2 separate regions of the Homo sapiens genome follow, and region 2 is linked to region 1. Evidence: chromatin contacts called from ENCODE Hi-C or POLR2A ChIA-PET data. All regions are on one chromosome and are shown on one strand. Each heading gives the region's core, a stretch centred on a gene start or an enhancer-like site at or near the end of the contact. The rest is flanking DNA. Distances are from core to core; before and after follow the strand shown. Region 1 holds the start of ZNF563 (zinc finger protein 563). Region 2 holds the start of JUNB (JunB proto-oncogene, AP-1 transcription factor subunit).

Region 1 (3,300 bases), core at 223-2,722:
TGAACCAGTGACTCTACACCGAGCCCATTCTGAAGGCTGCAAAGGGAGAGAAATGGAGCCCCCTTTGGTGCTTCCTCAGCAGCCTGCGCACGCCTCCACGTAGCACGAAGCTGCACATAGAATCAGAATTTACCATTTATGTGTTAGGAAAATCTGGGTAAAGGGTTTATGAATTTGACAGTTTATGTAGGTCAGTACCTTAAAGTAACCTTTTTTTTTTTTTTTTTTTTTTTTTTGAGACCAGGTCTCACTCTGTCACCCAGGCTGGAATGCCGTGGCACGATCTCGGCTCACTGCAACCTCCGCCTCCCAGGTTCAAGTGATTCTCCTGCCTCAGCCTCCCGAGTAGCTGGGATTACAGGTGCCCGCCACCATGCCCAGCTAATTTTTGTATTTTTAGTAGAGATGTGGTTTCACCATGTTGGCCAGGCTGGTCTCCAACTGGTGACCTCAGGTGATTCACCCGCCTCGGCCTCCCAAAGTGCTGGGATTGCAGGCGTGAGCCACCGCCCCGGGCCCTTAAACTAACTTTACATGAAACTTTCCTGTTGGTGAAAATGCACATCTTGACGGTGGGGGCATTTCCACACTCTGCAGAGGGCACAGGGAAGTATGTTGAGCTCCCAGAGTCAAATCCTTCAGTGTCCCAGTCTCATCACCAGGTTTTGGTTCACTCTGGGGTTCCATTTCAACAGTTAAGAGTGGCTGCCAAGTTTGGGCATATGTTTAGCCTCCTGAATGGGACGTTTGCTGAAGTATGAGGGCAGCAGGCTGCTTATCTGCACTAGTTCAAGTTTTTGCTTTTTTTTTCCTGTTGTATTTTTGTTTTGATTCATTCATTCATTTATTGCTGCCGTGTGATTTCAGTTCTTCCACACATTTGATATTTTAATACCGTTCTTGACTTGTTTTTATTTCCTTGGCTGAAAATGAGCAGATTGAGAGGCAAGGTGAGAGAGGAAGGCTTAACCTTGCCGCCAAGAGTCTCATCCTCAAATCCTGATGCCCGGTGGACATCAGGCCACCCTCCTGCTGCAGTGTGGCCTGTGTGGCCTTGGGCTCCCCTCTGCTCTGAGGCCAGGGGAATGGCTCCACTGGACTGTGAGTCTGGGATTCCCTGCAAAACACTTGTGACTCCTTCTCCAGGAGGAAAAGGCAGTAAGGGCCTGCTGAGTACGGGCAGGTAATTCTGCATAAATGCAAATGTTCCCTGGGAGGGATCAGGACAGCACAGGGAGGAAGCCTGCCCTGTCAAGGGCTGTGCCTGGAACTCGTTCATCCCGCTCGACTCAGCACTGTGTGATCGCTTCTTCTGTCACTCAGTGCCCAGGGGGCGGGACCTGGAGCCCTATCCAATCAGAGCTATGGGGCGGGGTCGTGAGAACTGTCAATCAGGCGCACGGCTGGCAGTAGGGTGCCAGGTTCAAAGAGCCCGCGGCGTCTTCACGCCCCTGCGCTCAGCTCTAGACTCAGTCGCTCGCTGAGAGACGCCCTGGAACGTCTGTGTAGCCTCAGTCGCTGAGAGACGCCCTGGAACGTCTGTGGCAGCCTCTGTCACAGTGGGACCCGCACTGGCAGCGGGAGGCAGAGGGAGGACCCTGGAACATCCCGGAAGCCGGGAAATGGTGCGTGTGCAGGGTCAGGCGTCCCAAAAGTGGGAAAGAGCTGGTTGGAACCGTCCAGAACCGGCCGCGGCGAACGTGGGCCTCCCCCGCCGTCAGCTCCGGGGTCTGGGACCCGAGTCCCCCTGGCGCAGCTCGACCCTCGGTCCCCTCAGCCACAGAGTGAGGCTGAGCTGGCAGCCGGGACCCCGGGCGTCCTATCCGGTCCCTGCGCGGCAACTGCGGTCCCGGCCTCGGAGCCCTGTCTGGGCAGCTCCTCGCCCGCAGCCCCCCATCTCCCCAGGATTGGGGGAGGGTCACGGAAGGGTCATGGAGGGAATCCCCACTCGTGTGTGGGGTTCGTGCCTGTGAGGAGCTGTGATCTGTGGGATCCTCAGTCTCTGTTTTCTTCCTAAAGGGGACCGGTGTCCCTCTGAGTCTTCAAAGGTTTGGGAAGGCAGATGTCTAATGCTTATCTTGTCCCCTCACCCTAACTCCTGGGGCTGGCAGTAAATCCCTAGATTTCCAGATTTTGCCCTGCATTTCATAAAGCTGACTTCCTCTCCGTCACAGGGGAACGACTGCTATCTGGGCCGGTAACGCCGGGGTAAAATAATTTTTACTAAGACAGTTGTAGGTAAAGTTATTAGCGAAAGAAGCAAAATCCATCGCAAGGGAGGCCATGGGAAGCCTGCAGGAGAGAAGCAGAGGCTTGTGGGTGATTTTATAGAATGGAACTTGGGCTGATTGATAGTGCCAAGGCAGCAGAGTGCCAAGGCAGCAGGGAGCTTAACTTGCATTCCTCTGTCAGCCCCGGTGTTTGATAAATTGAGGCGTTTGATGGTGAGCAGGAAGTCTGTGAATTAAGTGCGTTATCTGGGCAAGAAGGCCATGTCTTGGGCCATAAAGAAAGTTAGACATGTACAGGAGTTCCAGACCAGCCTGGCCAAGATGGCGAAACCCCTTCTCTACTAAAAATACAAAAATTAGCCAGACGTGGTGTCACATGCCTGTAATCTCAGCTACTCGAGAGGCTGAGGCAGGAGAATCGCTTGAACCCATGAGGCGGAGGTTGCAGTGAACTGAGATCACGTCACTGCACTCCAGTCTGGGCCGGCGACAGAGAGAGACTCCGTCTCAAAAAAAAAAAAAAAAAGAAAAAAGAAAAAAAACAAAGTTAGACCCGTAACTTACCTGCATTCTCTTTTGTTTAAATTCTCTGCACATGAAGATAGGCAGATTTATAGCTTTTTTGTTTTATCTTTCTGCTTTCCCCTGTTCCCTTTAGCCTTTCCCTAATTAAGACTTTAATTTAACAGCCTTTTCCCCTGTTCCCCTTAGCCTTTTCCCTAATTAAGACTCTACACTGTCCTCAGTTCACAGCAACATAATGAACTCTTTGTCCCCCAGGCTGTATTTCAAACAAATACAGTATTTTAACTGTCATTTTTTTCCCCAGGTAGCAATATATGATTCTTTTTTAGAAGATATGATTTTTGTTTGTGAATATTTCATATGTGAGGATGCAGAGAATAACCACCTGTCAGGTGGTTTAACCACTCTGCTGTAAAAACCAACAAGAAAAATGTCTGCGCCTCTTCTCCTTTTATCTTCTCTGGGCACAGGCACCTTATCTGGAAGTGTTTGGGTTGAGGTTCCCCTTTGGAAACCACCAGCTGATGAGTCCTGAGCCCACACT
Region 2 (3,300 bases), core at 494-2,993, 460 kb before region 1:
TCTTTAGAGACTAAGTGCGTGTTTCTTTTCCACAGTACGGTGCAGAGAGGGGAGGGCAGGGGGCGGGGGTCCCCTTCCCAATGTCCCCGCGGGCTTGAGTACCAGGCGGCGGGGCCAGCTCCGCCGCGATCGCCCCCTCTTCCCCTCCCTGTTAAATACACAAATATATTATATTCAATATGAATCGAGTCTGTTTCCAGCAGAAAAAAAACATACAAAAAAAAGTGGAAGGGGGGGCTTGTAAACGTCGAGGTGGAAGGACTGGGCGCAGGGTAGGAGGGCCGGAGTCCAGTGTGGTTTGCGGCGCCCCTAGGTCCCAGGGTGGGTGCCCACCGCCTGCTCCCTGGACCCCAGTGGGAGGCGTGTGCCCAGCCGTCCAAGCGAGGGGGTGTCCGTAAAGGGGCAGGGGACGTTCAGAAGGCGTGTCCCTTGACCCCAAGCAGCAGCTGACAGCCGTTGCTGACGTGGGTCATGACCTTCTGTTTGAGCTGGGCCACCTGCTCCCGGAGGAGGCCGGCGGTACTCGACAGCCCCGCGTTCTCGGCCTTGAGCGTCTTCACCTTGTCCTCCAGGCGCGCGATGCGCTCCAGCTTCCGCTTCCGGCACTTGGTGGCCGCCAGCCGGTTCCGCAGCCGCTTGCGCTCCACTTTGATGCGCTCTTGGTCTTCCATGTTGATGGGGGACACCGGCGGCGTGGCGTCCCGGCTGCGCGCCTCCGGCACGGTCTGCGGTTCCTCCTTGAAGGTGGAGGCGCCGCGGCCCAAGCCCAGCTGCGCCGGGTGGCCACCGGCGAAGGGCGGCGCGTGTGGGAGGTAGCTGATGGTGGTCGTCGGGTACGAGCTCCCGGTCCCGACGGCAGCCCCGGCGCCTCCCGAGGACGCAGAGGCTGGGGAGTAGCTGCTGAGGTTGGTGTAAACGGGAGGTGGCTCCGGGCCGGCGTAGACGCCCCCGGGCCCAGCCGGGGGCCCCCCGGTAGCGCCCAGGGACACGTTGGGGGGTGTCACGTGGTTCATCTTGTGCAGATCGTCCAGGGCTTTGACAAAGCCGTCGGCGAAGCCCTCCTGCTCCTCGGTGACGCCGCCCCCTGCGCCCCCTGCACCTCCACCGCTGCCACCCCCGCGGGGGTAAAAGTACTGTCCCGGGGGTGTAGGCGTCGTCGTGATCACGCCGTTGCTGTTGGGGACAATCAGGCGTTCCAGCTCCGAAGAGGCGAGCTTGAGAGACGCGCCGGTGTCCGAGCCCTGACCAGAAAAGTAGCTGCCGCCACCGCCGCCCTCTGGGCCGGGTCCGCGAGCCCCAGGCGCTTTGAGACTCCGGTAGGGGTCGGCCAGGTTGACCGCCAGGCTCGGTTTCAGGAGTTTGTAGTCGTGTAGAGAGAGGCCACCAGGGGCCCGGCCGTATCCCGTAGCTGTGTATGAGTCGTCGTGGTAGAAGGGCTGTTCCATTTTAGTGCACATCCGGGCGGCCCAGGCGGTCTGGGGAGGGTCCCTGCGGGGCCGCTCCGGGCCTCGCTGCAGCGAGCGGCGAGCTCTCCGCTGCGGTGACCGGACTGGGTGCCTGGTCGCGCGTTCTCGGGGGCTGGCGCGGGCGGGTAGCAGCCAGCCGGCAGCTGTGCGCAAAAGCCCTGTCAGGCTTCCCGAGCCCCCGTCGCCCTCTCTGGCGCGATAGCTTTCCTGGCGTCGTTTCCCCCAGCTCCCAGCTCCCTGCTGGCTCCGAGGCTGGCCTGGCCGCTCTCAAGGTCCCAGCCGCTCAGCCTGAGCCACACGCCTTTATACCGCGCTAGTCAGCCACGGAAGTGCGCTCCGATTGGCCGTCGCCGGAGCCGGGCCCCCGCGCCCCCCTCCTCGAGCGTGGGGAAGGGGAGGAGGCGGCTCGCGTCACTGTCAGGAAGCGCGTGTCCTTGTAAACAGCGGCCACGGGCCGGGTGGCTCGGCGGGGCTGCAGGGGGAGGGGCTCAAAGGACCTCGGGGTACGCATGGAAGGAGGTGCTGGGGGGCCCAGGCACATGAGTGAGGGGTTTCAGGGAGGAGGATGATTTCCCTGGAGTCCACTGGGACAAATACCAGGACCTGGTACGCAGCAAGTGGGGTGAGGGTCCCAGTATGTGCGAAGAAACCCCTGAGGTACCCAGAATACGAGAGGGGTAGGAGGACTGACAATCCATTGGGAGACCCCAAAAAGCAGAAATGAGGGTTAAGCACTGTAAATCGGGAGGGTTAAGGAGACACCTGACCCAGGAATTGACTGGGGGTCCCGGGCTCAGAAGGATGCGGGACTGGAATTTTCACAGGACGGAGGAGGGGAGAGATCAAAAGGGGTGAGTGGGTGGAGCTGCATGACCCATTAAATTGCAAGAAATGAGTAGGGGTCCAGGAGCTCATGGGAGCTGAGTCCAGAGTCTGAGGCTCTCCCGTAAGCGGGAAGGAGGCATTAGGGGAAGTCTAGATATGCAGAAAGCTAGTAAGCGGCCTGGGGTACACTGAGGCAGGTAAAATATGCCAGGTAGAAGATGGAGACATGTCTGCCAGAAATTGGGGACCACTGGGGTCATCTGCTAGCCCGGATGAAGGAGAGAGTTAGAAGGGGCCGGACACATCTTCGGAGCAGAGAAGACAATAAGAGGGTACTCAGTTGACATGTGAGGAGGGGGCCTTGAGGGTCCCGCGCACCAGGACTGCTGGATCTTCCACGACTGCTGCTCCCCCTCGATGGTAACCTCTTAGTCATCTGTATTCTCTGTCCCCCATCCTAAAACCCTCCCCTATTGACCCTGGGCTTTGCCCAACACCGTGTCGGCTCCTAGAGCCTGGACCCAGCCCGACGGCTGGGGCGCGGTCGCCCAACCCCACTCCCTTCCTTAGAAACAGGCTGGGGAAAGAGCGCAGAGGCAGGAAGTGTGGCAACAGCCCCGGGGGAAGGAGCCCGGCCCTGTCTCCGTCACTCGGATCCTACGGGACCGTGCGCCCCGCCCTGGGTCCCGCCGCATCCTGCGCCTCGGAAGAGGAACCTGGGCGTGCGAGCCCCCGCGGAGGCCCGGGTGCTTGGAGCCCGCCCAGCCGCGGCAGCCTCCAGCCACCATCCTCTCCCCTCAAGCAATGGTTCCGCCCGCGGTGCCTGCAGGGGACCGCGGAGGCAGGCGGCTTGGGGAGTGTTCCATTGGCCCGACGGCGGGGGACGCAGCCGAGGAGCGGGGCCTGGTCGCCATGGCAACAGGCGGGAGTCCGCGGGCAGGACTGAGCGCGGGCCGGCCCCCGAAGTCTCTCCCCGCCGCCCATATTAGGGCACAGGAAGAGGTGGGAC

Evidence for each region. Hi-C counts contacts between places; a loop is a spot of excess contacts on that map. ChIA-PET counts read pairs that join two places held with the same protein, here RNA polymerase II (POLR2A). Pooled maps may share reads with other maps.
Region 2: a loop to region 1 is called in a pooled map, with 6 times the contacts of the local background. The contact joins the promoter of JUNB here to the promoter of ZNF563 in region 1. A Hi-C loop is called at or near these places in 2 of 37 single-sample maps with no recorded cell type and 8 of 50 pooled maps. POLR2A ChIA-PET finds 5 or more read pairs at or near these places in 3 of 52 experiments (GM10248, activated CD8-positive, alpha-beta T cell and activated naive CD4-positive, alpha-beta T cell).

Annotation. Positions count from the first base shown.
Region 1 is chr19:12,331,805-12,335,104 of GRCh38, reverse strand. It overlaps ZNF563 (zinc finger protein 563), which reads left to right and starts at 1,472. Exons shown (of 4, transcript NM_145276.3): 1 at 1,472-1,625. The coding sequence starts at 1,623. RefSeq lists a silencer at 1,239-1,378 and enhancers at 551-1,416, 1,519-1,778, 2,009-2,118, 3,296-3,300.
Region 2 is chr19:12,789,929-12,793,228 of GRCh38, reverse strand. It overlaps JUNB (JunB proto-oncogene, AP-1 transcription factor subunit), which reads right to left and starts at 1,743. Exons shown (of 1, transcript NM_002229.3): 1 at 1-1,743. The coding sequence starts at 1,457. The coding sequence ends at 414. It also overlaps a transcript of HOOK2 not described here. RefSeq lists silencers at 945-1,054, 1,425-2,004, 2,865-3,300, cis regulatory regions at 1,484-2,038, 2,878-3,300 and enhancers at 1,769-2,380, 2,681-3,180.